Regions from separate parts of the Homo sapiens genome. Here region 2 is linked to region 1. Evidence: read pairs that join two places in POLR2A ChIA-PET (ENCODE). Cell type or tissue: B cell. All regions are shown on one strand. Each heading gives the region's core, and the rest is flanking DNA. Links, peaks and the distances in the headings are about the cores only. Region 1 has its middle 15 kb from the start of DDX6. Region 2 holds the start of CENATAC (centrosomal AT-AC splicing factor).

Region 1 (15,810 bases), core at 4,417-12,416:
ATTTCCCTAGCCTCTATTGTCTCTCAGCTCTTCAGCTTTGTGCCCTACCAACCTTAATAAACAGGTGCCACACTCTAATTTCACAGCCTCTGCTCCAGGAATGTTGATGCTGGAGAGAGCCCTGTAACCAGGCTGATTGGTTCAACAATAAATTCTTGCTTCTGAACCTCAGCTGAGCCCTTTCTGCTGCTCCACAAACCCTTTACTGCTGGTTCTCAATTGTGGATGCTCATTAGAGTCAACAGAGGCGCTTATGAAACCACTAGTGCCTGGGCCCCATCCCAGGAGAATTAAATCAGAATCCTTGGGGCTGGGGTCCAGCGTCATTTTTTTGTGTGTGTTAAGGCTCCCTGGATGATCCTAATGTCCAGCCAGGAATGAGAACCACTTAATTGTTCTTCAAGGACAATTATTTCCTACTACAGCATTCCACATCTTTTCTTCTATCCATAAGCTTACCTTCAAATCAAATAGAAGCTTCATAAACTTCCCACCTTCATAAATCCACAGAAGCTTCATAAACTTTCCACCTCCCTCCCTGACAAACTTCATTTTGTTCCTTTCTTGGAAGATAGAGCATCACACCTCCTATGTAAGGCTAATCTATCCTTTTTTAAAATAAAATATTCCATTGATTACCTCCTTTCCTTTATATTTTTAATATTATTAAATGTTTCTCTCTCTGTTGCTTCTTCCTCTCAACCTGGATTTGTTCCCAAGTTTTTCTCCATTCTAAACAACAAACAAAAACAATCTTCCCTCACTCTGGTTCCAGGTTGAATGAGAGAAGAGGGAAGAACAAGTATTCACTGAAGGGCTCCCAGGGACAGGCGCTATGTTAGGTGACATCCGTTGCAAAATCTTGGCCATTCTTGCTCTGGGATATCACTTCCATCTCTGCTTCTCCATGATTACTGCCACTGTCTCAACCCAGGGTTTTTTTCTTTTGCTTAGACTATTTACTGGACTTCCTGCTTCAACCTCTTTTCCTCTCTAACCCATCCTGTACAGTAATGCCAGAGTAGTCTTCCCAGTCAGATCACTATTCTGTTGAAGAGTCTTTCATAATTCTCCATTAACTACTGGATAACATTTCGATCCCTCATCTCTCTTCAGAATAAGTAGGAGGCCCTTGGGACCTCCTTGCCCCAAACCCCATGAGTGATCTGACCTTCTGATCATTGCTGGGATAAGACAGGTCTTGTGATATTTTTATCTTTGAATTTCTTGGTTCTTCTCATAATTTGTTTCAGCTTAAATGTTACCTCCTCCTAGTTGCCTTCCCTGATGATATTAAAGTAGTGCCCCTCTCCCTCACTCTGTACCCCATTAAATGATCTGAAATTATTTTGTTTACATGTTGATTGCCTATGCCCTCCCCAACAGCAAGCCCAACTCAAATCCACTTCTACCATTGAGCTTTGCTGATTCATCCCAGTGCTCCTTGTGCTCCCATCACTTTGAGCTTGCTCATTGCTAAGGTGATAAAATCAGATTTCTTCAGAACACACTGGGATTTTCTAGGGTAATTATTATTAGTGCTCCTGTTTATCCTCAGAACTATCCCAATTGGGACAATAAATTATATAATCACTGGATTTATAGTCTTGTGTCATACCCATTTGTAAAGATGTGTTATTTCTAAGCTCACTGAGGACAGGAACAAAGTCATGTTCATCTTTCTTTCTTTTTTTTTTTTTTTTTTTTTTTTTTGAGACAAGGTCTTGCTCTGTTGCCCAGGCTGGAATGCAGTGGCACAATCACGGCTCACTGCAGCCTCAATCTCTGGGACTGAAGCTATCCTCTCACCCCAACTTGCCAAGTAGCTGGAACCACAGGCAGGCACCACCATGCCTGGCTAATTTTTAAATTTTATTTTATTTTAATTAATTAATTATTATTATTTTTTGAGACAGAGTCTCGCTCTGTCGCCCAGGCTGGAGTGCAGTGGCATGATCTTGGCTCACTGCAACCTCTGCCTCCTGAGTTCAAGCAATTCTTCTGCCTTACCCTCCCAAGTAGCTAGGACTACAGGCGCGTGCCACCATGCCCAGCTAATTTTTGTATTTTTTGTTTTAAATTTATTTATTTTTTGAGACGGAGTCTCACTTCTTCACCCAGGCTGGAGTGCAATGGCACGATCTTGGCTCACTGCAACCTCCGCCTTCTGGGTTCAAGCAATTCTCCTGCCTCAGCCTCCCCAGTAGCTGGGATTACAGGTATGTGCCACCATGCCTGGCTAATTTTTGTCGGTATTTTTAGTAGAGACAGGGTTTCACTTTGTTGGCCAGGCTGGTCTGGAACTCCTGACCTCAAGTGATCCACCCGCCTCGGGCTCGGCCTCCCAAAGTGCTGGGATTATAGGCGTGAGCCACCACGCCAGGCTATTTTATTTTTTTGAGATGGAGTTTCACTCTTGTTGCCCAGGCTGGAATGCAATGGCTCGATCTCAGCTCACTGCAACCTCCACCTCCCGGTTTCAAGTGATTCTCCTGCCTTAGCCTCCCAAGTAGCTGGGATTACAGGTGTTTACCACCACACCTGGCAAATTTTTGTATTTTTAGTAGAGATGGGGTTTCACCATGTTGACCAGGCTGGTCTTAAACTTCTGACCTCAAGTAATTCGCTCGCCTCAGCCTCCCAAAGTGCTGGGATTATAGGTATGAGCCACTGTGCCGGCCTTATTTTAAAGAGACAGGGGCTCCCTAGGTTGCTCAGGCTGGTCTCAAACTCCTGGACTGAAACAATCCTCCCACCTGAAGTGCTGGGATTATAGGCCCGAGCTACCCTGCCCAGCCTGTGTTCATCTTTCTTTCACCAATAACATCTAGTAAGGTATTTTGTATACATATATTAGAAGCTCAGGAATCTATTGAATGGGATTGGATAATTGATTAAAATAAGACAATGTATGTGGAGAGACTAGCACGATATCTAATACATGGTAAATGTGTTAAATTCTTTTTTCCCAAACGTGGTATGTGCTAAAAATTAAAATAAATAAATAGATAATGTTAAGTTGTTTTTTTTTTTTTTGGAAACAGATTCTGTCTCTTTCACCCAGGTTGGAGTGCAGGGGCCCTTTTTTGGTTCACTGCGAGCTCCGCTTCCCAGGTTCACGCTATTCTCCTGCCTCAGCCTCCCGAGTAGCTGGGACTACAGGCGCCCGCCACCGCGCCCGGATAATTTTTTTTTTTATATTTTTGATAGAGACAGGGTTTCCCCGTGTTAGACAGGATGGTCTCGATCTCCTGACCTCGTGATCCACCCGCCTCGGCCTCCCAAAGTGCCGGGATTACAGGCGTGAGCCACCGTGTCCCGCCTTTTTTTTTTAAGACAAAGTATCACTTTGCCATCCAGGCTGGAGTGCACTGGCATGATCATGGCTCACTCCAGCCTCAATCTCCTGGGCTCAAGCAATTCCTCTTGCCTTAGTCTCCTGAGTAGCTGGGACTACAGGTGCATGTCACCACATGCAGCTAATTTCTTTATTTTTTTGTACAGACGATGGTCTTGCTATGTTGCCCAGGCTGATCTCAAACTCCTGGGCTCAAGCAATCCTCCCACCTTGGCCTCCCAAAATGCTGGGATTACAGGTGCAAGCCACCATGCCCAGCCTTGAAGTTTAATAAATCTTACTTTCCCTTCCCTCAGATGGGTCCAGGTGTCATATCTCTCAAGACCTTTGTTTACCAACTACTCTACACAGTTTAGTACCCAAGTATGTACCAGCTTGTTTGCCTTTATTGAGCTTTTTGTGATGTTGTTTCTTTTACCACATCAGAAGCTTTCATGTATCATATCTTATAATTATCAATTCCAGATAGCAGAACTAGTTCTTTCTTGTAAATTGGTTGATATTGAGATGTTCAATATCTATTGGCTGGTTAATTTGCAGGAAGGAGAGAAATGATGACAAAGATACCAGGTTAGGTGCCCACAGTCAGTGGCACAAGCGTAAAGGATCATGTTCCCTGTTTGAAGATGCATGTATATGCGTTCTAGCAAGCAAAAGTTGGAGCTTCTAATATATCCTCTCAACGTTTTCAGTAACTAAAAAGATACAGATTCAAGTGATCAAGTAATCTTTACACAAGAGTATAATGCCGCTTGGAAGTAAGGGAAGAATGAAAAATATGCTTAGTGTAGAGATCTGACTATGGAATAGTAAGACTGGGGTTTGAATTCCTAAATTATTTACAAATAACTTCCCTATGCCTGTTCTCTCATCTGTTTAATGGGGATGGTACATCTGCCTCTGGGGAGCTTGTAAGAAGAGTAAATATGAAATATATATATATATATATATATATATTTTTTTTTTTTTTTTTTTTTTTGAGACAGAGTCTCACTCTGTCGCCCAGGCTGGAGTGCAGTGGTGCAATCTCAGCTCACTGCAACCTCCCTCACCCGGGTTCAAGTGATTCTCCTGCCTTAGCCTCCAGAGTAGCTGGGATTACAAGTGTGCACCACCACACCTGGCTAATTTTTGTATTTTTTAGTAGAGACAGGGTTTCACCATGTTGGCCAGGCTGGTCTTGAACTCCCGACCTCAAGTGATCCGCCTGCCTCGGCCTCCCAAAATGCTGGGATTATGGGCGTGAGCCACCACTCCTGGCCTTAAATGATAAATATTAATAGTTTACATAAAATGCTCAGCATAGGGACTGGCTCATTACAAGCCCCAATCAGCAATAGCTGTTTTTATAATAGGCAGTCTGAGCCACTACAAAACCTGGATGTGAAAGGTGAAGCTAGCTAAGATCATTAAGTTCTCAAATTTTAAGTTAAATCTTGTTTCTAATGCCAAGGACAAACTATAATTCTTTACTTGTTCGATTGATTCTTTTGTTCATTCACTTATTATTCATTCATTTATTCCATACCAGGTACACAATAAATGCTTATTAAATGCTATTGAGTGAATAATAGTAAGTAACTTGGGGGAAAATAGAGCTTTTTTTTTTTTTTTTTTTTTTTTTAAGACAGTCTCCCTCTGTTGCCCAGGCTGGAGTGAAGTGGTGAGATCTTGGCTCACTGCAACCTCCACCTCCTGGGTTCAAGTGATTCCCCTGCCTCTGCCTCCTGAGTAGCTGGGATTATAGGCTTGCACCACCACGCCCGGCTAATTTTTGTATTTTTAGTATAGATGGGGTTTCACCATGTTGGTCAGGCTGGTCTCCAACTCCTGACCTCGTGATCTGCCCGCCTCGGCCTCCCAAAGGGCTGGGATTACAGGCATGAGCCACCGCTCCTGTCCAAGAGCTTTTTAAGGATATGCCCTCAGTGATATCTGTCAATGAGTGTAAAATACCCCGTGACCAGGACCAGGACACCATGCTGGATGCTGAAGGTTCAAATCCAGCTGTGTCACCTATTGGGAACCCAGCCAGGGATGTGCAGCATTCATTCCTTCAAGCTATCTAACCTATTACCTACTCAAGGCAGATGACTGCCTCATATTTAATGGAAAAATCAAGGTCATAGTGCTGAATGTTCCTCAATTTCCCTTCTCCTCTAGACCCGTCTTCCACTGAATCTGGTCTTAACCTCATTCCCTGATATCTCTTCCCTCCAGTACCCAAGAGCAGAGTTAATCACTTCCCAGTCATCTGTGCCACCATCGTGCAAATTTCTATTACTGCAAAGTAGCAGAGTTGATTTGGTTGTAGGTTTGCCTTCCACAAGAACTGAGTCTGTCTATGTCTTATTCTTCTTTGTGTGTCCAGCACCTCACATATGGCCTGGCATTTAGTAGGTGCTCAGTAAATGCTTACTGAAGGGGCTTTTGAGTTTTTGTTTTGTTTCATTTTTGAGACAGGGCCTCACTGTGGCTCAAGCTGGAGTGTAGTGGTGCGATCTTGGCTCGCTGCAGCTTCTGCCTACCAGGTTGAAGCGATTCTTGTGCCTCAGCCTCCTGAGTAACTGGGACTACAGGCCCTCACCAACAGGCCCAGCTAATTTTTGTATTTTTTGGTAGAGGCGGGGTTTCACCATATTGGCCAGGTTGATCTCCAACTCCTGACCTCAAATGATCCACCCTGCTCAGCCTCCCAAAGTGCTGGGATTACAGGCATGAGTCGCCGCACCTGGCTAGAAAGAGCTTTTGAATCAACTACTTCCCTTTAGTCTCCTCTTCAAAAATAAACTTTCCAAAAGACCTACACACTACCTCAATTTCCACTTCCTTATCCTAGATCTCTGTACATCTAATCTATCACCAAGCCCTATGAATTCAACCTCTAAAATATTTTCTGAATATGTCCACTCCTTGTTGCCCCATTGCCTCCACCTTCATCCAGACAGATATCTTTCATTGGCCTGTTTACTGCTGTAGTCTCCTAACTAGGGCTCCCTATTTATTCTCGTGTTAGCCCCCATCTATTCTGCGCACAGCCTTAGTGATTATTTTAATGTAAATGAAAGTATCATTACTCTGCATTTTCAGTTGCTTCCCAATGAGCTGAGGATACACTCCACATTCCCTGCTCTGGTCTACAAGGACCTACACAATCTGAATTCTACCAATCCCTCCCTCTTCAACTCATGCCATGCCCTAGTTGCTCATTCGGCTCCAGCCATGCTGGCCCTTAGAGGTTCGGATCAGCTCAACTCTTTCCCACTTCACAACCTTTGAATTTACTGTTTCCTCTATCTGGAGCACTCCTCCCCTCTCCTCACACAGCTGCTGCTTCTTATTCTTTTTTTTTTTTTTTTTTTTTTTAGATGGAGTTTCACTCGCCCAGGCTAGAATGCAGTGGCACGATCTCGGCTCACTGCAACCTCCGCCTCCTGGGTTCAAACAATTCTCCAGCCTCAACCTCCCGAGTAGCTGGGATTACAGGCACCCGCCACCATGCCCGACTAATTTTTGTATTTTTAGTAGAGACAGGGTTTCACCATGTTGGCCAGGCTGGTCTCGAACTCCTGACCTCAGGTGATCCGCCCGCCTCAGCCTCCCAAAGTGCTGGGATTACAGGCGTGAGCCACCGTGCCTGGCCAGAACTGGCTTCTTAAAACAAATTTATCAGCCAATTTATCCAAACTTCATGGATTGGCACACAAGATGTCTTCTTCCAATCCTAATTCCTTCCTCCCTGTCTCTCTTGGCACCCTCTTTCCCCTCCCTCTTTCATGCCTCACCTTTACAGAAATTCAGTTCAGTTTAATAACTATTAACTGGACATCCACTGTGTTCCAGGCACTGTACTTGACTATGGGGGAGAAAATATGAATGAAAACAGATAGCTGACTTCAAGGAATTTATATTCTATTAGTAGCAAAGGTAGATAGACATATGAACAAATATAACACAATGTTCCATTCCATAATGAAGATATATACTAAGGCTAGAAGAAGTACTGAGGAAAAAGTAATTAATTCTGCAAGGGTACAATGGCATGATGCTTCAGAGAAGGTTTCAAGATGAAATTCTGAGGATTTTGAAAGTTGGGTAGGAAATGGTCAGGTGGATCAAGGACGGAAAAACATTACTGGCCGAGTCAACAACAGGTTGACTAGGATCTGGAGTGAAGTCCCGCAAGTAGCTTTAGTGTGTATGTGTGTGTTGGGGAGAGAAGTGGTGATACCTGAGGCTGGAGAGGCATCAGGAGTCACTATATCAACAGCCTCTGTTTTGGGCTATGAAGTTTGGACATTATCTTATAGGTGAGGGGAACCATTAAAGATTTCGAAGCAGCAGCAGGATGACTTAATGGGACTTTAAGGACTATTACTCTGACAACCAAATAGAGATAGATTAAGAAGGGCCAAGCATATCAGTGAGGAGGTCCCTCATCATCTCTCAGACTATGATGGAAAATGGCTCCTAACTGATCTCTTTGGCCATCTAATCCATCCTCTACCCAGCAAGAAGAGAAAGAAGGAGAGAGAGCAGAATTCACTGAGCAGATAAGTTAAATGACAGGACCTGGGGATAGGTTGGATTTGGGGAGGAAGAAGATGGAAAGAATGATGTCTAGGTTACTAGGTCTGTGTACTTGATGAGGTTGGAGGCAATAGCAACTGTCAGAGTCTAAGAGAAAGAGCAGGTTTCATGGCGGGCATGGTAAATAATGCTTTCAGAGATGCATAAGTTGAATACTGAATCTGGGGTGCCTCTAGGGAACCTACCTGGCAATATGGGACTGGAGGTAGGAGAGAGGTCAGAGGTGGAGATAGGGAAGGTACCTTCTGCATAGAGATGGCAGTTAGAACCACAGGAGTAGACATGATCTCTCAGGGAAAGGTGGGTAAAGCTGGGAAGGGGGAGAAAGGATGAGCTCAGGAAAGAGCAACACCAGGTGGAGTCAGACAGTGGAACAGGATTTGGCAAGGTGGCTGTGAAGGGAGAGACAGGCAGAGGACAGGAAAAGAGTGGTGTTCCAGCAGCCAGAAGGAGAGGGGACTTCAGGAAGAAGGAGTGGTTGGGAATTTTAAGGAAGTAAGACGAGGGCCAAAAACTACTGTTGGTTTTGGCAACTGGAAAGTCATTGCTAACCTTGGCAAGAGCATTTCCAGTATAGCACCGGGGCAGAAGACAGATTTTAGTACGGTAATTGATATTGATAATAATACCTAATGTTTATTGACTGCTTGTTATGTACCAGGTGTGCGCTGTTTTATATGAATGATCTTATTTAATCCTCACAACAACCCTCCAAAGTGAGGCAGGCACAGTTATCTCTCTCTTTAGGGGGAGGGAAACAGGCTTAATCGTAAGAATCAGTTGGGGTATAAACCCAGGTCTGTCTGTCAAGAAACTCCATACTCCACTTGATCTTAGCCAAAAGGCCAAGAGGCAATACAAACTCCATACTCTTCATGACTCTTCTTTATCCTTTCTTTCAAGTGAATGGAAGGTGAGGAAGTGGGGACACAGTCTTTTAAGAATCTTGGCTGAGGTGGGGAGCAGTGGCTCACACCTGTAATCCTAGCATTTTGGGAGACCAAGGCTGGTGGATCACCTGAGGTCAGGAGTTTGAGACCAAGCTGGGTAGCATGGTGAAACCCCGTCTCTATTAAAAATACAAAAATTCGGCCGGGAGTGGTGGCTCAGGCCTGCAATCCCAGCACTTTGGGAAGCCGAGGCAGGCAGATCCCGATGTCAGGAGTCCAGGACTAGCCTGGCCGACATAGTGAACCCCCGTCTCTACTGAAAATACAAAAATTAGCCAGGAGTGGTGTCCCGCGCCTGTAGTCTCAGCTACTTGGGAGGCTTAGACAGGAGAATTGCTTGAGTCCGGGAGGCGGAGATTACAGTGAGCTGAGACCATGCCCTTGTACCCCAGTTCTGGGTGGCAGAGTGAGCTCCTGTCTCAAAAAAAAAAAAAAAAGCCAGGGGCGGTGGCTCATGCCTGTAATCCCAGCACTTTGGGAGGCCAAGGTGGGCAGATCACCTGAGGTCAAGAGTTCGAGACCAGCCTGGCCAACACGGCGGAACCCCATCTCTACTAAAAATACAAAAATTAGCCAGGCATGGTGGCAGGTGCCTGTAATCCCAGCTACTCAGGAGGCTGAGGTAGGAGAATCGCTTGAACCCAGGAGGCGGAGGTTGCAGTGAGCCAAGATCGTGCCATTGCACTCCAGCCCGGGGGACAAGAGCAAGACTTCATCTCAAAAACAAAAAAAAAATAAAAGCAGGATTCTTCATCATATTAGAATTTCAGATAAATGAAGAAGAAAAAAGAAAAAAATCATTCTGCTATAAAAACACATGCGCATGAATGTTCATTGCAGCACTATTCACAATAGCAAAGACATGTAATCAAACTAAATGCCCATTAATGATGGATTGGATAAAGAAGATGTGGCACATATGTACCATGGAATATTATGCAGCCATAAAAAATGAGATCATGTCTTTTGTGGGAACATAACTGGACTGGAGCTGGAGGCTATCATCCTTAGCAAATTAAGACAGGAACAGAGCCCCAGATATCACATGCTCTCACTTTTAAGTGGGAGCTAAATGATAAGAACTTATGAACACAAAGAAGGGAACAACAGACACTGGGGCCTACTTGAGAGTGGAGGGTGGGAGGAGGGAGAGGAGCAGAAGAGATCACTATTGGCTACTGGGCTTAATACCTGGGTGATGCAATAATATGTACAACAAACACTCATGACACATGTTTACCTACGTAACAAACCTTCACATATACCCCCAAACCAAAAATAAAAGTTAAAAAAAAAGTGTAGACATATATGCATACTCCTTAGCTCTATGCACCAAGACAGTTTGGAAATGGTCATACTCTAATAGCAGTTAACACCCCTAGTCCCAAATCTTGGTCTCTAAATACCGTTCTCCACTAAAAGAAACCAGGGATCCTTGGAGAAATGATTGATTTCAGGGCTGAGACAAGGAAAGTACAAGATGAACTCAGACCATCTTGCTGTGGCAGAAAGTAAAGAAGTGCTTAAAGAATGACAGAGATATGTCAACAGGATGTCAAAGGGGCTTGAAGGGGGCTCCCCTAACCAACTCTGAGCATCAAAATAAATAATGACAGTAAAAGGTCATAATCTATCAAATGAAGTGGGAATCCACATGTTCATACTGATAAGAATAAAAGAATACATAAACAAATGAGAACATCTTTCTTTACAGCAGAATAACAACTAATAAATTTAGAAGGAACAATGAAATTGAAAAAACCACTATTAGGCAAACTTCATAGTAATAATTCATTCAGCAAAAAAAAAAAACTAAAAATAGTGAGGAAAACTATGATAAGGAACAGGATATGTACCTCAAAGAAGTACCTTTCCACAAAACACTTACTAATTACAAAGGGCAAAAGAGTAACTTTACAGTGGAAAGACCTAGCAGACACCACCTTAATCCAGGTCAAAGTTAACATTCTGGTGAGGTTTGGATTAAAAACAAATCAAATATGCAAACAAAATAAACGATTGTATCAAATTTTTTTTAAAAAGAGAACAAAGTTAACATTCTCAATAATGGTACAAATTGAAATCAGGTACCACCAGATGGGAGGCAATAACACAGTATCACTTCTGTCCTATTCCTGCCAAAAAAAAAGAAACACTGAGAAATTGTTCCAGATTGAAAGAAACATGAGCCAGGTGTGCAGTGGCTCACGCTTGTAATCCCAGCACTTTGGGAGGCTGAGGCGGGCAGATCACCTGAGGTCAGGAGTTTGAGACCAGCCTGGCCAACGTGGCAAAACCCCGTCTCTACTAAAAATAAAAAAAATAGCTGCGTGCGGTGGCAGGTACCTGTAGTCCCAACTATTTGGAAGGCTGAGACAGGAGAATCGCTTGTACCCAGGCTGTGGAGGTTGCAGTGAGCTGAGATCTCGCCACTGCACTCTGGCCTGGGTGACAGAGCAAGACTCCATCTCAATTAAAAAAAAGAGAGAGAAAAGAAAAGAAAGAAAGAAACATGAAAACAAATGCAATGCATGGTCCTGGAAGAGACCCTTTTAATATAAAGGACAGTATTAGGGCCGGGCATGGCAGCTCACACCTGTAACCTAGCACTTTAGGAGGCTGAGGGAGGAGGATTGCTTGAGCCCAAGAGTTCAAGACCAGCCTGGGCAATATAGGGACCTATCTCTATGAAAAACTTTTTTAAAAATTTGCCAGGCATGGTTGTGCACATCTGTACTCCTAGCTACTCAGGAGGCTGAGGCAGGAGGATCCCTTGGGAAGAACAGTTCCAGACTATGCTATGATGGCACCACTGCACTCCAGTCTGGGCAATAGAGTGAGACCCTGTCTGAAAAAAAAAGGGGGGGTAGGGGGGACAGTAGTGGGACAATTAGAGAAATCTGATCTGGGCCTGTGGGTTAGATGGCTGTCATATACTTGTTTGAGTGTGTACTCATGTTGGGAGGATGGGCATTGTGTTGGAAATTTAATCTTGGATGGTTCAGAAAAAAAGTTCTTGAAATTTTTTTTAAATTTAAAATTCTTTCAGCATAAAATGAAAAATAAAATTTTAAAATCTATCAGTAATTCCTCTGATAAATAAGATAAGCTATTGAATTAATGGAACAAAAACAGTACACATAAAGAGAAACTTTCATAAACAAGAAAGAGCTCTTGGAAATTAAAAATATGATAGAAAATTTGTTTAAGTGTTCAACAGAAAATGTACAAAGTAAAATTGAAGAAATCTTAGAGATAAAAGACAAACATAGAAAACAGAGGAGGATGGCCGGGTGCGGTAACTCATACCTGTAATTCTGGCACTTTGGGAGGCCAAGGCAGGAGGATCACTTGAGCCCAGGAGTTCAAGACCAGCCTTGGCAACACAGTGAGTCCATGTCTCTACAAAAAATTTAAAAATTAGCTGGGTGCGGTGGCAGTCACCTATAGTCCCAGGTACTAGGGGTTTAGGGGAGCTGAGGTGGGAGGGATCGCTTGAGCCCTTGAGTCAAGGCTGCAGTGAGCTATGATTGTACCACTGCACTCTAGCCTGGGCAACAGAGCTGAGACCCTGTCTCAAAAACAAACAAACAAAAAGAAAATGGAGGAGGAAAACACAAAATACAAGCTCCAAGGCAATTAGATTAGGCCAGGAGATCCAGCATCTAACTAATGGGTGTTCAAAAGAAAAACAACATAGAAATCAGAAGGGAAGAAATCATCAAGCAAGTAATAAAGACTAATCCCCATATTGAAGGATACGAATCGCTAGATTGAAACGTCCCATCTAGTGCCAGCACAGTCAATGAAAACAGACCCACAGCAAGGCACATCATCAAGAAATATCAGAAAATCAAAGACAAAGAGAAGAGGTCTCAGAAAGGGAAAACCTAAACTAAACAAAAACAGGCCACATAGAAGAGCTTAGGAATCAAAATGACTTTAGACCTATTAACAGCCACACTGACACCGGAAGGCAATGAAGGAGTGCCTTGAAGATTCAGAAGGAAAATTCTGTACAACCTAGAATCCTAAATAGAGCCAAACTTTTGTATGAAGTATGAAAGCAAACACACATATTTTCAAGCATGCAAGGTCTCCAAAAATTTATTTCTCATCTATATTTTATTCAGGAAGCTACTGGGGGATATGTGTCACCAAAATAAGGACATAAGCCAAGAAGGAGGAAAATATGGGATGAGGCGATACAATGGGAGAAAAAGGTAAAGGGGATCTCTAGAAGGTGATGAGGAGAGGTCAGAAGACAGCTCTGCACCAGGAGTAGTAGCAAATGACAGAAACCGAATGCAAACTAGTTTAAGCAAAATAAAAATATTGGCTTGGCATGATGGCTCACGCCTATAATCCCAGCACTTTGAGCGGCCAAGGTGGGTGGATCACTTGGCGCCAGGAGTTCGAGACCAGCCTGGTCAACATGGCTGATACGGTTTGGCTGTGTCCCCACCCAGAATCTCTTCTTGAATTGTAATCCCTATAATCCCCACGTGTCAAAGGCAGGACCAGTTGGAGGTAATTAGATCACGGGGCAGTTTCCCCATGCTATTCTCATGATAGTGAGTCTCATGAGATCTGATGGTTTTATAAGCATCTGACATTTCCCCTGCTTGCACTCACTCCATCCTGCCGCCCTGTGAAGGAGGTGCCTGCTCCTCCTTTGCCTGCCATGATTGTAAGTTTCCTGAGGCCTCCCAAGCAATGTGGAACTGTGAGTCAATTAAACCTCTTTCCTTTATAAAGGGTATTTCTTCACAGCAATGTGAGAACGGAATAATACAATGGTGGAACCCCGTCTCTACTAAAAATACAAAGATTAGACAGGCATGGTGGCACACACCTGTGATCCCAGCTTCTCGGGAGGCTGAGGCATGAGAATGGCTTGAACCTGGGAGTGGAGGTTACAGTGAGCCAAGATAGCGCCACCGCACTTCAGCCTGGGTGACAGAGTGAGACTGTGTCTCAAAAAATATATATATTTAAAATATATATATATATATATATATATATACAAAATGTTGATATGTGTGGTGGGGTAGGTGAAGGAGTTTGTGCAAACTGAAAAGTCCAAGATTCAGGTTTTCAAATGCTGTTGTCAAGTTTGTCTCTCTTTCGGCTGTTTTCCTGTATTTAGGCTCTTTGTGTGGCAGCAAGAGGGACTCTGGAAGCTCAGGTTTACCTGCTAGTTTATGCATAAGATAACAACAGGGCCAGGTATGGTGGCTCGCACCTATAATCCCAACACTTTGGGAGGCTGAGGCAGGAGGATTGCTTGAGCTCAGGAGTTCCAGACCAGCCTGTGCAACATGGTGAGACCCCCATCTCTACCAAAACTACAAAAAATTTTAAAAATTAGCCAGGTAAGGTGGCCTGTGCCTGTAGTCCCAGCTACTAGGGAGGCTGACGTGGGAGGATCCCTTGAGCCCAGGAGGTTAGAGGCTAGCATTGAGCTGTGATCATGCCACTGGAGGACTCTAGCCTGGTCAATAGAGCACGAGCCTGTCTCAAAAAATACAGAAAGAAAAACAAAAGCATCATGATAACGTCACGATAACACTTTCCTGATGACGCTCATGAAACTCCCAGGGCAGATTCTAACAGGCCCAGCTTGGGTCATGTGTCCATCCCACAACCAATCATTGGTAAGGGAGATGGAATATTCTGATTGGCCAGGCAAGGTCAAGTCCCCAGCCCCAGGGCTATGATCCAAAGACAATGATATCACCTGCAAAGGTCTGATGAGCACTTTGTAATTGGTAAAGTGTGCAAATGTAACAATTATCACCTGTCCATAGCAGATTAGACCGTATATTAGAAGGAAAGAGAGTCTGTATTAAGTAAGCTCTACCCTTACAGCAAAGAGAAGTAGAAGTGGATAACAGGGAGACTGACAGGAAAAACTATACAAATTCCACATAGAAGTGCAGCATTCTGGGACATTTGCTGTAGAAAAAAATGGTTCTACAAACTTTATTATATAACATTGTTATCACCATGATCTATTTAGAAAAGGTTTGGGGGTTTTTTGTTTTGGTTTTGGGTTTTTTTGGTTGTTTTTGTTTGTTTGTTTGTTTTGAGACAGGGTCGCACTGTGTCACGCAGGCTGAAGTGCAATGGTGCAGTCACGGCTCATTGCAGCCTCAACCTACCTGGGCTCAAGCAATCCTCCCACCTCAGCGTCCCGGGTAGCTCTGACTACAGGTATGTGCCGCAACATCCAGCTAGTTTTTAATTTTTTTGTGGAGACTGAGTCTTGCTATGTTGCCCAGACTGGTTTCAAGCTCCTGAGTTCAAGTGATCCTCCAACCTCAGCCTCCCAAAGTGCTGGGATTACAGGTGTGAGGCGGAAAAGTGTAATATACATTTTAAAATTCATGTCTGGAGAAGTCATCCTTGTCTGTGTGTTTAACTTGTCTATCCAGAATGACTTTTTCCAAAGTTGCCAGGTAGCTGGTGATTTAATAGGGACCCTGTCCTAGTGGAGAGTCAATCTCATTCAGAAGATGATGTAGGTTTATTACAGGACAGCAAACAGTGAAAACTAAATTGGCCATTTATACATTAAGTTCTATATACTAATTATGTTTTCAGTTCCACACTCCAAAACAGAATATCGAATTGGGTGGGTCCCTTAAAGTAGGGCAATTCTCATGTTTACATGTTAAGCTTGCTTGGCCAGAACTTGCTACCCTAAAAATATACTCACTCTACTCACATGTAGGATGTAAACACATCCCTCTTTGCAGATCTGTGTTTAATCTCTTGGGTTCTCTTTAGCAATTTCCTCATTAGTAAGTTGTGTGTTGGTGGAAAGTGCTCCCAGCAGCAAAAACACAAGCAGGTGCATAACATGTGGATTATCATGCTGATAGCACTTATCCCAGAAGATGACACATC
Region 2 (14,915 bases), core at 446-8,445, 190 kb after region 1:
TGTTTTTGAGATAAGAGTCTTGCTCTGCCACCCAGGCTGGAATGCAGTGGCGCAACAGGTTCAGTGCAACCCCCGCCTCCTGGGTTCAAGCAGTTCCCCTGCCTCAGCCTCTCGAGTAGCTGGGACTAGACACATGCCACCACACCAGGCTAATTTTTGTATTTTTAGTAGAGATGGGGTTTTGCCATGTTGGCCCAGCCTGGTCTTGAACTCCTGACCTGAGGTGATCTGCCTGCTTAGCCTCCCAAAGTGCTGGGATTACAGGCGTAAGCCACCGCGCCTGGCAGTACTTTTTTGTAGAGACAGGGTTTCGCCATGTTGGCCAGGCTGCTCTCAAACACCTGGGCGCAAGCCATCTGCCCACCTCGGTTTCCTAAACTACTGGGATTACAGGCATGAACCACTACACCCAGCCTCCAGGCTTTAACTTGGTGGTGTCATTCACTGGGAGGATGAAAATAGGGGATGTCCTGAAGAGGAAGATGTTGAGTTCCATTTGACACAAGCCGAATTCCGATGCCAGCTGACTACTTGGTGGTGGAGAACTTCAGTGAAGCAGTTTCATAAGCAAAACTGCTGAAGGCTTAGACGTTACTAGAAGTTGAAGCAGATAGTGGTGTAGACTACTCTGACCAGCTTTGGAACACATGAGGGAAGCATGCCTGGGTTGATCCAAAATTGGGGTTTGACAGAACGAGAGGTCTTGGAAGGTCAAGTGAAGTAAGAAGTTGCCTTGAGAGGGCAGCTGAACATTCCTGAGATCCAATGACGAAACTGAAGCAAGAGGATCTAAGACCTAGACCAGTGCTTCTCAAATTTGATCCCGCATCAGTATCCCCTGAAAAGCTCATAAAACCACAGCCGGCTGGGCCTCACCCTGAGTTCTTTTTTTTTTTTTGAGACGGAGTCTCACTCTGTCGCCCAGGCTAGAGTGCAGTGGTGCAATCTTGGCTCACTGCAACCTCCGCCTCTTGGGTTCAAGCGAGTCTCCTGCCTCAGTCTCCCGAGTAGCTAGGATTATGGGCACACGCCACCACATCTGGCTAATTTTTCTATTTTTAGTAGAGACGGGGTTTCACCATGTTAGCCAGGCTGGTCCTCAACTCCTGACCTCAGGTGATCCACCCTCCTCTGCTTCCCAAAGTGTTGGGATTACAGGCATGAGCCACCACGACAGGCCCTCACCCCAAGTTTCTGATTCAGTAGTTCTGGGTTGGGGCCCAAGAATGTGCGTTACTGACAAGTTCCCTGATGCTGATGCTATAGGCCCAGGGGGAATGGGGAAGCACACTTCGAAAACCCCTGGTGGAGAGTAAAGCATCAGCAGCAGGCAGACGTTGAATCATTTCCAGAGTGAATGGATGAAAAGAGGCGTCTTCTTCAGGAAGAGAGGTCTTCCTGTAGTCAAAGACTAGGCTGACGGTAAGGCCACATCGGATAACTTAAGGTGGTAGGCAGAGCCGAACTTCAGAGTCTGGATTCAGAGACGAAGCAATTTGGGGGGACAAGGTCGAGGACTGACCCTGCCAGGGGAATGATAGGAGATCAAGGAATTGGGTGTTACAAGGGTATTCAAAATGAATTATTTCTGGCAGAGGCTACAGTCTAGAGGACAGTTCCAACAGGAAGTGAAGATCTGAAGGGTTGGAAGTAGCTACGCCGGGCCTGAATTCTGTAGCGCTGACCGTGGGCAGGCCCTACAGACAGCAAGCAGTCCATCCACGTTAGTGCACCAGAACTAGCAACAAAATCTACGGGAAGTGTGCGATCCCTCAGCAACAACGCTGCACGCTGTGTAGCCTCCCTTACAGCTTTATAGGAACCACGGCGAGCACACCCTGTGGGGGCGATTGAGTTTAGTTCGTGGTCCCCTCCAGCAGGCATTCCCCTCCAACCGCCGTACTGATGAGTGACGGGGATCAGGTGCTGACCGCGCTACTTAACACCCGTGCAACCCTCCTCAAAGCTCCTTACCTCCTCATGCCTCAGGTTTCCCGCTTAAAAATGCGCTAATAGCAGTAATAGTAAACCACACAACCTCAGCGAGATGACACAGTGAGGTGGTTAACGTAAAGCTCTGGACACACAGTGCGCACCTATACATCAGTTATTAAGTGTCCTGTTGGCTACTACAGGTCCTGGCCAATGCTCAGAGTTGCGTGTGGCCTATGAGCCTCACGTTGCGGCGGGCGCGCGTCCCCGCACATCTGCAGGACGGCGCCATCCTCCTCCTTAACCCGCCCAGCTCTGGGATGTTGTTGCCTGGGCGGGACTAGAGGCCCGGGAGGAGTCTGCGCAGCCGCAGAAGGGCTTGCAGTGGCGCCTGCCGGGCGCTGAGGGCCGCGGGAGCCGCCGGGTTAGCCCCACCCCGAGGGGTCAGGGTCAGAGGCCGCCGGATGGCGTAGGATCGGCCGCTGGTGGTGGTGATACCGGGTACCCGGGCTATGGCGCCGGCGCAGCGCTGCCCTCTGTGCCGCCAGACCTTCTTCTGTGGTCGCGGGCACGTTTACAGCCGCAAGCACCAGCGGCAGCTGAAGGAGGCTTTGGAGAGGCTCCTGCCCCAGGTGCGGAGGCAAGGCTAGAGATGGGATGGGAGTGCGGGGCAGGTCAGTGAAGGCCAGAGCGGGTGTGATTTGGGGGTCCCCCTCGGGGTTCTACTTGGCCTCTCTGCGGCAGGTGGAGGCGGCCCGCAAGGCCATCCGCGCCGCTCAGGTGGAGCGCTATGTGCCCGAACACGAGCGATGCTGCTGGTGCCTGTGCTGCGGCTGTGAGGTGCGGGAACACCTGAGCCATGGAAACCTGACGGTGCTGTACGGGGGGCTGCTGGAGCATCTGGCCAGGTGAGAGCCGAGCTAGGAGCCTGCTCCAGCACAGACGCATACATATACGGGAGGAGGGTTTGGGGTGGGTGAGAAAAAGGACGCTTTTGTGATTTGATCAAGAAGGATGGATTGAGTCACTTCACAGGTTTTGCCAGCCTTGTTAGGGTAGGGGTCATATGCTGCCACGGTCCCAAGTGGTGCTGGTGGTCTGGCTGCGAGAGCCCGCTTGGTTACCGCCCCTAACCTCCCCTCAGATTCTCACAATTTTATGGGAAGAAGAGACACGAGATCTTGAAGAGATGGTAACAGTGTTCCTCTCTCAGCCGTGCCCCAGGCAGAAACCCAGATGTCAGTTTGCATTACAAACCTAATGCTTAATATCTGAGTAATATTTTATAATCTATAGCTGAGATTACTTATCCTCTCCATTTTCAGCCCAGAGCACAAGAAAGCAACCAACAAATTCTGGTGGGAGAACAAAGCTGAGGTCCAGATGAAAGAGAAGTTTCTGGTCACTCCCCAGGATTATGCGCGGTGAGTCACTGGTATGGAACGTGAAGTAGCAGAGTGAATTCTCTGGATCTTTGTCAGGTATGGGAGCTTACTCTATTAACTGGAAAGTTCAGGAGGGACTTACGAAGAATCTGCTGTCTTCATAGCACTTCTTATTCTAGGTACTATATTGGACACAAAAATGTGACAGTTCTTGAGGTTTAGTTGGGGGATAGGATTTAGCAAATAGAGAACAATACTAAAAGTTGACTGTTATCAACTACTTAAATATGAGGCACCGAGAATACTAACGTTAGAAGAGGCTGTTTATAGTTTGTAAGAAACTGCTGCTCAGCCAGTACCTACTTTTAATAGTTTTGGACTCTATTTTATTTTATCTTTTCTTTTGAGACAGAGTTTTGCTCTTTTCGCCCAGGCTGGAGTGCAATGGCACAATCTCAGCCCACTGCAATTTCAGCCTCCTGGATTCAAGTGATTCTCTTGCCTCAGCCTCCCAAGTAGCTGGGATTACAGGCGCAAACCACCACACCTGGCTAATTTTTGTTTTTACGTTTTTTTCTTTTTTTCTTTTTCTTTTTATTTTTCGCTCTGTTGCCCAGGCTGGAGTGCAGTGGCGCGATCTCCGCTCACTGCAAGCTCTGCCTCCTGGGTTCGCGCCATTCTCCTGCCTCAGACTCCTGAGTAGCTGGGACTACAGGCGCCTGCCACCACGCCCGGCTAATTTTTTGTATTTTTAGTAGAGACGGGGTTTCACCGTGTTAGCCAGGATGGTCTCGATCTCCTGACCTCCTGATCCGCCCACCTTGGCCTCCTAAAGTGCTGGGATTACAGGCGTGAGCCACCGCGCCCGGCCAATTTTTGTATTTTTAGTAGAGATGGGATTTCACCATGTTGGCCAAGTTGGTCACTAACTCCTGACTTGAGGTGACTCACCCGCCTTGGCCTCCCAAAGTGCTGGGGTTATAGACGTGAGCCACCATGCCTGGTCTCAATGATTTTCTTAATGGTATCTGGGAATTCATCTGCTGCCTCTTGGTTGGCAGAAGCTGCCCCTTCTGCTATTTTGACATATTTTAAGCCAACCTTCTTTCTAAAATTATCAAACCATCCTTTGCCGACATTAAATTATCCAGCTTTAGATCCTTCACCTTCCTTTCGCTTTAAGTTGTCATGTAATGATTTTGCTTTTTCTTGAATCCTATTAGAAGCTGTAGGTAGGACTTTCTAATAACAACCCTGTACCCACATAAAAGCTGTGTTTTCAATATGAAGATAAAAAGGTATTGTGCAAAGCATGCAGGGTTTTCATGCCTCCTGGCATAGGTGCAGTGATAGCTTCATGAATTTCCTTTTTTTTTTTTTTTTTTACAGTGTTCCTTAGGCTGGATTTAGTTATTTTTTTCTTTGCCTTTAAAAAAAAATTTTTTTTGTCCAGGCATGGTGGCTCATGTGAAGTCAGGAGTTTGAGACCAGCCTGGCCAACACGGCAAAACCCTGTCTCTACTAAAAATACAAAAATTAGCTGGGTGTGGTGGTGGGTGCCTATAATCCCAGATACTCAGGAGGTTGAGACAGGAGAATCGCTTGAACCTGGCGAGGCAGAGGTTGCAGTGAGCCGAGATCGCACCACTTCACTCCAGCCTGGGCAAAAGATCGAAACTCTGTCTCAAAAGGAAAAAAAAAATTCTTTTTTTTAAATTGAGATGGGGTTTTGCTATGTTGCCCAGGCTGGTCTCGAACTTCTGGGCTCAAGCAATCCGCCTGCCTCAGCCTTCCAAAGTGAGCCACCATGCTTACCCCTCACCCTTTTTTTTCCACATAGATTTTGTCAATGTGCATGGATTCATTTATCTTGAAATGCTGGGCAACTGCAGCTGTAGATCCTAATCTACAGTACATATCAAACAATTCAGCTTTTTCTTGTAATGTCATGACTTTTCTCTGCTTCTTTGGAGTGCTTCAGGCATCACTAGTGGCACCTCCTATAGGTCCCACGTTACTATTTGAGGTTAATGGTATGACATTACTGAAAAATATGCAGGAACCATGAGTGATCACTTTTACTGTAATATGCAATTTACTGGTGAGACAACTGCTTACAAGATGATCAGCATTACTGTGTTTTAAGCAGATACAACACTTGAGTTCACTGCAATAGGTGGCTACAAAATTGTGACAGTTGTAGTTTGGATTATAATTTTATACAGTTATGTAATATTGCATCTTTACATTTATTTTCATTTCTCTTGACCGCGAATGTCACCATGTACAGTCTGTGTTTCTGTGTGTAAGTTTTGATAAATTTTAACTTTTTTTTTTTGGAGAGGGAGTTTTGCTTTGTCACCCAGGGTGGAGTACAGTGGTGCGATCTCGGCTCACTGCAACCTCTGCCTCCCGGGTTCAAGCGATTCTCCCGTTTCAGCCTGGATTTGTGTATTTTATGGTAGTAAATCATAAAAGACTAGTATCTACATATATTTTATGCATTCATGACATACCTTTTTAATTTTTTCCATATTTCTAGGCTATGTGGTTCATCTGCAAGTTTTTTCAAATTGTTGCAAATCTCCAAAAAAATTTTCAAGTGAACTCGTGCAGTTCAAACTTGTGCTGTGCAAGAGTCAACTGTATTTGCTTATTTTCTCAAAAAGGAATGCCTAAAGGATAATCAAGAAACTAATGAAACTGCCAGATGTGGTGGTGCACACCTGTAGTCCTAGCTACTCAGGAGGCTGAGGTAAGAGGATAGCTTGAGCCCAGGAGTTTGAGGCCATCCTGGGCAGTGTATCAAGACCCCATCTCTAAAAAGAAATACGAATTTTTTTTTAGAGAAGTTAATGAAATTGATCACATGGCCATGCTCAGTGGCTGACACCTGTAATCCCAGCACTTTGGGAGGCCGAGGTGGGAGGATCATTTGAGGTCAGGAGTTCGAGACCAGCTTGGTCAACATGGTGAAACCCCATCCCTACTAAAAATACAAAAAATAGCTGGGCGTGTTGGTTTGTGCCTGTAATCCCAGCTACTCGGGAGGGTGAGGCAGGAAAATCGCTTGAGCCCAGGAGGCAGAGATTGTACTGAGCCAAGATCATGCCATTGCACTGCAGCCTGGGCAACAAGAGCAAAACTCTGTCTCAAAAAAAAAAAAAAAAAAAAAAAAGAAACTGATCACATATCAGTTAGTGTAACCAGTTGGTGTGACCCAGTTTGTGGGTCAGTAAAAATGTTTAGAGTTGATAGGAATAGAAAAAAGATTTTTTTTTTTTTTTTTGGACAGTCTCACTCTGTTGCCCAGGCTGGAGTGCAGTGGCACAATCTCAGCTCACTGCAACCTCCACCTCCCAGGTTCAAGCAGTTCTCCCATCTCAGCTTCCAGAGTAGGTGGAATTACAGGCTTGTGCCACTACGCCTGACTAATTTTTGTATTTTAGTAAAGATGGGGTTTCACCATGTTGGCCAGGCTGGTCTTGAACTCCTGACCTCAAGTGATCCACCTGACTCGGCTTCCCAAAGTGCTAGGATTACAGGCATGAGCCACCACACCCGGCCTAGAAACAAGATTTCTATGTATACTTTTAAAAATAAGCTGTTGGTTTTTTTTTTTTTTTCTGATGGTACATTTGGGAATTATACTGTAACAGGCATAAGAAGTAAGATTTCTCCCATGCGAAATTTTGTATTCAGAATCCAATAGAAATATTTCAGGTTTTTTTTCAAGATGGAGTCTCGCTCTGTTGTCCAGGCTGGAGGGCAGCTGCGTGATCTCGGCTCACTGCAACCTCCGCCTCACAGGTTCAAGCAATTCTCCTGCCTCAGCCTCCTGAGTAGCTGGTATTACAGGCATGCGCCACCATGCCTTGATAATTTTTTTTTTAATGGTGAAAAGATATACATATATTTAGAATTAGCCAACTGGACTCAGTTGAGATGATCCCTATTTTGTTGGCAACATCCAAAGCATTGTAATCAGGAGCCAGTCGAACATGTTCCTTCTCTCCATCAGGCCGAATCAGGGTGTTGACCTTGGCCACATCAGTGTCATAGAGCTTCTCTGGTGCTGTGGCTTAACATTCACAGTGAACACAAGTGCGTGTGTCTTCTGTCTTCTTCATGGAGACTCAGTGGTCAGAGGAAACTTGATGATGCATAGTGGTCAAGCTTGTTTCTCCTGGGGGTGCTCTTAAGATATTTGCACTGCCTCCGGAGTCGCAATGTCTTGGGCCGCCAGAAGGCTAGTGATACGCGGATCTTCTTTTTTTTGTGGCTGTGGACACCTTTCAACACTGCCTTCTTGGCCTTCAGAGCCTTGCTTTGGCTTTAGGAGGGGCAGGAGCTTCCTTCTTAGCTTTTGGTGCCATCTTGTGAAAAGGGGCTGATTTTTGTATTTTTCGTAGAGATAGGGTGTCACCATGTTGGCCAAACTGGTCTCGAACTCCTGACCTCAAATGATCTACCCACCTTGGCTTCCCAAAGTGCTGGGATTACAGGCGTGAGCCACTGCACCCGGCCAATAATTAGAAATATTTCTCTCTCTTTTTTTTTTTTTTTTTTGGGAGACAGAGTCTTGTTCTGTTGCCCAGGCTGGAGTGGCATGATCTTGGCTCACTGCAACCTCCACCTCCTGAGTTCAAGCGATTCTCCTGCCTCAGCCTTCCGAGTAGCTGGAACTACAGGTGCATGCCACCACACCTGGCTAATTTTTGTAATTGTAGTAGAGATGGGGTTTTACCATATTGGTCAGGCTGGTCTCGAACTCCCGACCTCAGGTGATCCGCCTGCCTTGGCCTCCCAAAGTGCTGGGATTATAGGCGTGAGCCACCGAGCCCGGCCCAAATTAGAAATATTTCTAATCAGATATTTCCATGGTTATAGATATTTGGTTGCTTGGTTCATATGCATAGAAACAGTTGTCATAACTGTAAAAAGCAGTACTTAGCAAGTATTTCTAAGTGATTGGAATAGCTTTCCTTTAATGTTACAATACTGCCTATTGATTTGGAAATTAGATCACGCTCTATGATGTTTCGATTTTACTCAAAGGCATCATGAGTACTCTGCTCATTCTTTCATTCTTTATAGTTTTCTAGTTGAGTTAGGAACTATTTTATCAGAAATCATTTTAGCATTATAATAAGGGTAGATGACATACCATAATGATTTTCAGATTTTTTTTTTTTGAGACAGAGTCTTGCTCTGTTGCCCAGGCTGGAGTGCAGTGGCACGATCTCAGCTTACTGCAACCTCCGCCTCCTGGGTTCAAGTGATTCTTCTGCCTCAGCCTCCCGAGTAGCTGGGACTATAGGCATGCGCCACCATGCCCAGCTAATTTTTGTATTTTTAGTAGAGATGGGGTTTCACCATATTGGCCATGCTGGTCTCGAACTCCTGACCTCATGATCCACCCACCTTGTCCTCCCAAAGTGCTGCAATTACAGGTGTGAGCCACTGGTCCCAGCCTGATTTTCAGATTTTTAATAAAAAGGGTATCTGGATTAGCTGGGCATATAGTCCTACCTACTCTGGAGGCTAGCCTATAGTCCTACTTACTCTGGAGGCTAAGGCAGGGGGATCACCTGAGCCTGAGGGATCACTTGAGCCCAGGAGGTTGAACCTGCAGTGAGCTGTGATCCCACCACTACACTCCAGCTGGGCAGCATAGCAAGAATGTCTCTTTAAAAAAAAAAAGGCAATTCAGTTGCAGTGGCTCATGACTGTAATTCCAGCACTTTTGGAGGCTGAGACAGAGGATCATTTGAGCCCAGGAGTTTAAGACCAGCCTGAACAACATAGTGAAACCCCATCTCTAAAAAAAAAAAATTATATTAGCCAAGCATGGTGACATTTGCCTGTAGTGCTAGCTACTGGGGAGGCTGAGGCAGGAGGATTGCTTAAGCTCACAAGGTTGAGGCAGGAGTGAGCTGTGATCACACCACTGCACTCTAGCCTGGGCAACAGAGCAAAATACCCTGTCTCAAAAACAGCAAGAAAAAAAAAGCCAATACCTGGAAACTTTGAACAGGGTGAAAAGAAGAAAACACGGAGGAGTCTGCTAAAGCACAAAACTTCTCTCTGGTCCTCAAATAAATAAAAATTTTTGGCCGGGCACGATGGCTCATGCCTGTAATCCCAGCACTTTGGGAGGCCAAGGCCAGCAGATCACGAGGTCAGGAGATCGAGACCATCCTGGCTAACACGGTGAAACCCCGTCTCTACTAAATATACAAAAAATTACCCAGACGAGGTGGTGGGTGTGTGTAGTCCCAGCTACTTGGGAGGCTGAGGCAGGAGAATGGCGTGAACCCAGGAGGTGGAGCTTGCAGTGAGCCGAGATCATGCCACTGCACTCCAGCCTGGCGACATAGAGTGAGACCCCGTCTCAAAAAAAAAAAAAATTTTTTTTTTTTACAATTCCACATTGTCATTTTCTTTTCCTCTGGTCTCAAACTCCTGGTCTCAGGCAATCCTCCCACCTCAGCCTCCCAAAGTGCTGGGACTACAGACAAGCCACTGTGCCCAGCCAGCTGCCTAGAAATTTCTGGACTTCAACCACACTGTAATTTTTTTTTTTTAATCAGTTTCTTCTATTTCCTTGAACTCAGTTTCCAGGAACTTCTGGTTTGGAAATTAGAGACCTGCCTTCCAGGTTAGTCTACAGAAAGTCTAGTTGTGTTCCACTGTGTCTTCATTGTCCTGCACACTCATGTGATACACTCAGGTGTTGTGGATTATGAGACCCAGAGAGAAACTTCCTGGTGATAATCGCACAAAGTATAGGAAAGAAACCTGGCAGTCTGTACAGTCCATTATTATTATGTGCTTAGTCCATTTGGTTAAATAATTTGAGATGCTTTTTTTTTTTTTTTTTTGAGATGGGGTCTTGCTCTGTCACCCAGACTGGAGTGCAGCGGTACAATCATGGCTCACTGCAGCCTCAAACTCCTGAGGGCTCAAGCAATCCTCCTGCCTTGGCCTTCAGAGTAGGCAGGATTTTTTTTTTTTTTTTTTTTTTTTTTTTTTGAGATGGAATCTTGCTCTGTCGCCAGGCTGGAGTACAGTGGCGTGATCTCAGTTGACTGCAACCTCTGCCTCCCAGGTTCAAGCGATTCTCTTGAGTAGCTGGGACTACAGGCACAGGCCACCACACCCAACCTTTTTTTTTTTTTTTGAGATGGAGTCTTGTTCTGTCACCCAAGCTGGAGTGCAGTGGTACGATCTCGGCTCACTGCAAGCTCCGCCTCCTGGGTTCACGCCATTCTCCTGCCTCAGCCTCCCTGAGTAGCTGGGACTACAGGCGCCCGCCACCATGCCTGGCTAATTTTTTGTATTTTTAGTAGAGACGGGGTTTCACCTTGTTAGCCAGGATGGTCTTGATCTCCTGACCTCGTGATCCGCCTGCCTCGGCCTCCCAAAGTCTGGGATTACAGGCGTAAGCCACCATGCCCGGCCTAATTTTTGTATTTTTAGTAGAGATGGGGTTTCACCGTGTTGGCCAGGATGGTCTCGATCTCTTGACCTCGTGATCCACCCGCCTCGGCCTCCCAAAGTACTGGGATTACAGGCGTGAGCCACTGCGCCTGGCTTAGTCCACCTATTTCTAATGTGACTGGGTCATTCATCAACCTCTGTGATATGGTTTAGCTGTGTCCCCACCCAAATTTTTTTGACTGTAGCTCCCATAATTCCCACGTTGTGGGAGGGACCCAGTGGGAGATAACTGAATCATGGGGGCGTTTTCCCCCATGCTGTTCTCATGGTAATAAGTCTCACATGATCTGATGATTTTATAAGGGGTTTCCCCTTTCACTTGGTTTTCATTCTCTCTGGCCTGCCACCATGAGACATGCCTTTCACCTTCTGCTGTGATTATAAGGCCTCCCCGGCCACATGGAACTGTGTGAGTCTATTAAACCTCTTTTTCTTTGTAAATTACCCAGTCTTGGGTATGTCTTTATCAACAGTGTGAAAATGGACTAAGACACCCTGTCAACATCATCTCTCTGCTCCAGTGCTGCATCTTCAGGAGCCCAGGTTCCAGATAAATGAACTGTAGTGGCAGCCAGTGGCCAGGAGATACCGGCAACCTAAATATAGTTTTCTTTTCGTTTCTTTTTTTTGGAGAGAGTCTCGCTCTGTCACCCAGGCTGGAGTGCAATGACATGATCTTGGCTCACTGCAACCTCCGCCTCCCAGGTTCAAGTGATTCTCCTGCCTCAGCCTGCTAAGTAGGTGGGATTACAGGCACGTGCCACCACGCCCGGCTCATTTTTGTACTTTCAATAGAGATGGGGTTTCAGCATGTTGGTCAGGCTGGTCTCAAACTCCTGACCTCATGATCCGCCCACCTCGGCCTCCCAAAGTGCTGGGATTACAGATGTGAACCACCTAATCTGGCCTTTTTATTTATTTATTTATTTATTTTGAGATGGAGTCTTGCTCTGTTGTCCAAGCTGGAGTGCCATGATACAATGACAGCTCACTACAGCCTCAACCTCCCAGGCTCAAGCAATCCTCCCACCCCAGCCTTCCAAGTATCTAGGGCTATAAGTGTGCACCATCACACCTGGCTATTTCTGTATTTTTTGTAGAGACAGGGTCACTATGTTGCCTGAGCTGGTCTCAAACTCCTGGGCTCAAGCAGTCCTTCCACTTTGGCATCCCAAAGTGTTGAGATTACAGGCATGAGCCACTGTGCCCAGCCTAATTTTTACTTTTGAACCTTGTAAATTGTCAAACATACACACACAAGGCAATTCCAAGGTTTGGTTGATTTGACTGGTAAAGATAGGAGGAGGCACTTTTAGATTTAGATGGTTTCTTACATAGACAGTGAAAAGAAAAGGAAGACCAAAGAGCCAGCTTCTCAGGTCCTTGTTTCATACACCAAAAAGGACAACACTGAAACAAAAAGGACTGGATGACCCCAGTGTGAGTTGTGGGATATTCTGTTGCTGGGGAATCAAATCTAGACTGTAGTAGCTAAGTGGCTTTTTTGTTGTTTTTAAATTTTACTTATTGAAGGGGTGGCCTGCCCCTCCACACCTGTGGGTATTTCTAGTCGGGTGGGATGAGAGACGGAGAAAAGAAATAAGACACAGAGACAAAGTATAAAGAAACAACGGTGGGTCCAGGGGACTGGTGCTCAGCACACCAAGGACCTGCACCGGCACCGGCCTCTGAGTTCCCTCAGTTTTTATTGATTATTATTTTTCATTATTTCAGCAAAAAGGAATGTAGTAGGACAGCAGGGTGATAATAAGGAGAAGGTCAACAAATTACATGTGAGCAAAAGAATGTATATCACGATTAAGTTCAAGGGAAAGTACTATGCCTGGACGTGCACGTAGGCCAGACTTATGTTTCTCTCCACCCAAACATCTCAGTGGAGTAAAGACTACAAGGCAGTATCACTGTAAACATGTCTCGCCTCCCGCCACAGGGCAGCTTTTCTCCCATCTCAGAGTTGAACAAATGTACAATCGGGTTTTAAGCCGAGACATTCAGTTCCCAGGGGCAAGCAGGAGATAGTGGCCTTCCTCCATCTCACCTGCAAGAGGCTTTCCTCTTTTACTAATCCACCTCAGCACAGACCCTTTACAGGTGTCGGGCTGGGAGACAGTCAGGTCTTTCTCATCCCACGAGGCCATATTTCAGACTATCACATGGAGAGAAACCTTGGACAATACCCCGCTTTCAAGGGCAGAGGTCCCTGCGGCTTTCCACAGTGCATTGTGCCCCTGGTTTATTGAGACTAGAGAATGGCAATGACCTTTACCAGATGTACTGCTTGTAAGTATTTTGTTAACAAGGCACGTCCTACACAGCCCTAGGTCCCTTAAACCTTGATTTTATACAACACATGTTTTTGTGAGCTCCAAGTTGGGTCAAAGTGGCTGGGTCAAAGTGGCTGGGACAAAGCTACAAATCAACAACATCTCAGCAAAGCAACTGTTTAAAGTACAGGTCTTTTTCAAAATGGAGTCTCTTATGTCTTTCCTTCCTACATAGACACAGTGACAGTCTGATCTTTCTTTCTTTTCCCTACAACTTATTATTATTTTTGAGACAGAGTCTTGCTCTGTCACTGGCCTGGAGTGCAGTGGCCCGATCTCGGCTCACTGCAACCTCCACCTCCGAGGTTCAAGCAATTCTCGTCTCAGCCTCCCAAGTAGCTGGGATTACAGGCACCTGCCACCACATCTGGCTAATTTTTTGTGTTTTTGTAGAGACAGGGTTTCACTATGTTGGCCAGGCTGGTCTTGAACTCCTGGCCTCTTGATCCACCCGTCTCGGCCTCCCAAAGTGCTGGGATTACAGGCGTGGGCCACACCGCGCCTGGCTTAAATGATTTTTTAAAACTAAGTGGCTTAATATTCTGCAATTTTAATCTGAGAGGGGTGGAACAGAAAGCCCCATACCTCATCAGAACCTGGGAGTTGATGAGAAACCATTTGATGACAACCTCCTAGGGGAGATGGGGAGGGAAGTGGGAGATGGCCTCATAGCAGCTTCTGGCAGACCTTCCACCCTCGTGTTCCAGGAGGATTAAACAAGCCTTTCAGCCACAATTCGGTAAGGTGTGGCTCAAGCCATTGTCTCCTTGGATATATTCAAGGCTCTCAGGGAACACTGTTGATAGTGGTATTGGTATTATACTGAAACTTTGTGTTGAGAACCAGGGTTTTGAGAACCAGGGTTTTCACTATGGCAAAAGGAAGATACAAGTAAGGAATGGAGGCATTTGAATAGGGAGGTGACAGTACAAATTACTGATTTAAGGCCAGGCATAGTGGCTGATGCCTGTAATCCCAGTTCTTTGGGAGGCCAAGGCAGGAGAATTGCTTGAGCCCAGGAGTTCGAGACCAGCATGGGTGACATGGCAAAACCCTGTTTCTACAAAAAACACAAAAATTAGCCAGGCATAGTGGTGCTGTCCTGTAGTCCTACCTACTCAGGAAGCTAAGGCAGGAGGATCTCTTGAGCCTGGGAGCCTCTTGAGCAGAGGTTGCAGCGAGCTGAGGTTGTGCCACTGCACTCCAGCCTAGGCAACAGAGCGAGCCCGTCTCAAAAAAAAGACAAAGAAATTTAGGACAGTATGCAAGATTTGGCCTGGATTCTTCTGAGGATGTGAAGTAATGGAAACAGTAAGACTGTTCCAGACTAGGGGAAGACTAGAGACCTAATAGCTGGATTCCATGTGATCTTTTGTTGGACTTTGGGATTGGAGGTGAGAGTAGAGAAGGCATAATGCACGTTTTTGAGACGAGGGAAATGTGAATATAGCCTGTATGCCTACACTCAAGTCTGAAGACATGTAAACCATGTCTATACTAACCAGCCAAATATTTGAACACTAAAAGGAAGAATTTTCTTAATGTGGTAATGGTATCATGGTTGTATAGAATGTTCCTCCTCTTGGGAGATGTGTGTTGAAAATAGGGTTTGACGTCTAAACCTATTTTGTTTTGGCAAAAAGGACGTGTGTCTGTACAAAAGAAGTGGAGCCAGTATGGCAAAATGTTTACAAGGACTCTGGGTGAGAGGTACATAGGTGCTTACTATACTGTTTTGTTTCTGAATTTG

Evidence for each region. ChIA-PET counts read pairs that join two places held together with the same protein. Peaks named below come from ENCODE experiments on the same cell type or tissue, not always from the same donor. Only the 100,000 strongest peaks of a DNase experiment are listed, where the experiment ranks them.
Region 2: POLR2A ChIA-PET joins it to region 1 with 7 read pairs; 17 of 35 experiments call an interaction of 5 or more read pairs at or near these places.

The regions. Positions count from the first base shown.
Region 1 is chr11:118,798,136-118,813,945 of GRCh38, forward strand. No RefSeq gene overlaps it. Among named protein-coding and RNA genes, the nearest start is that of DDX6, 15 kb to the left of the region's middle. RefSeq lists a silencer at 925-1,219. In B cell, for the core only: no CTCF peak of the experiment used is centred there; no DNase peak of the experiment used is centred there; H3K27ac peaks cover 1,610 bases.
Region 2 is chr11:118,995,754-119,010,668 of GRCh38, forward strand. It overlaps CENATAC (centrosomal AT-AC splicing factor), which reads left to right and starts at 2,385. Exons shown (of 11, transcript NM_198489.3): 1 at 2,385-2,564; 2 at 2,677-2,840; 3 at 3,258-3,356. The coding sequence starts at 2,445. It overlaps CENATAC-DT (CENATAC divergent transcript), which reads right to left and starts at 2,249. Exons shown (of 2, transcript NR_186355.1): 1 at 1,975-2,249; 2 at 1,048-1,523. It also overlaps the pseudogene RPL23AP64. RefSeq lists enhancers at 1,561-1,650, 1,828-2,353, 2,354-2,879, 2,750-3,949, 2,880-3,405 and 1 more and a silencer at 2,241-2,430. In B cell, for the core only: a CTCF peak has its summit at 1,342; DNase peaks (open chromatin) are centred at 1,308, 1,618 and 2,308; H3K4me3 peaks cover 2,269 bases; H3K27ac peaks cover 2,778 bases.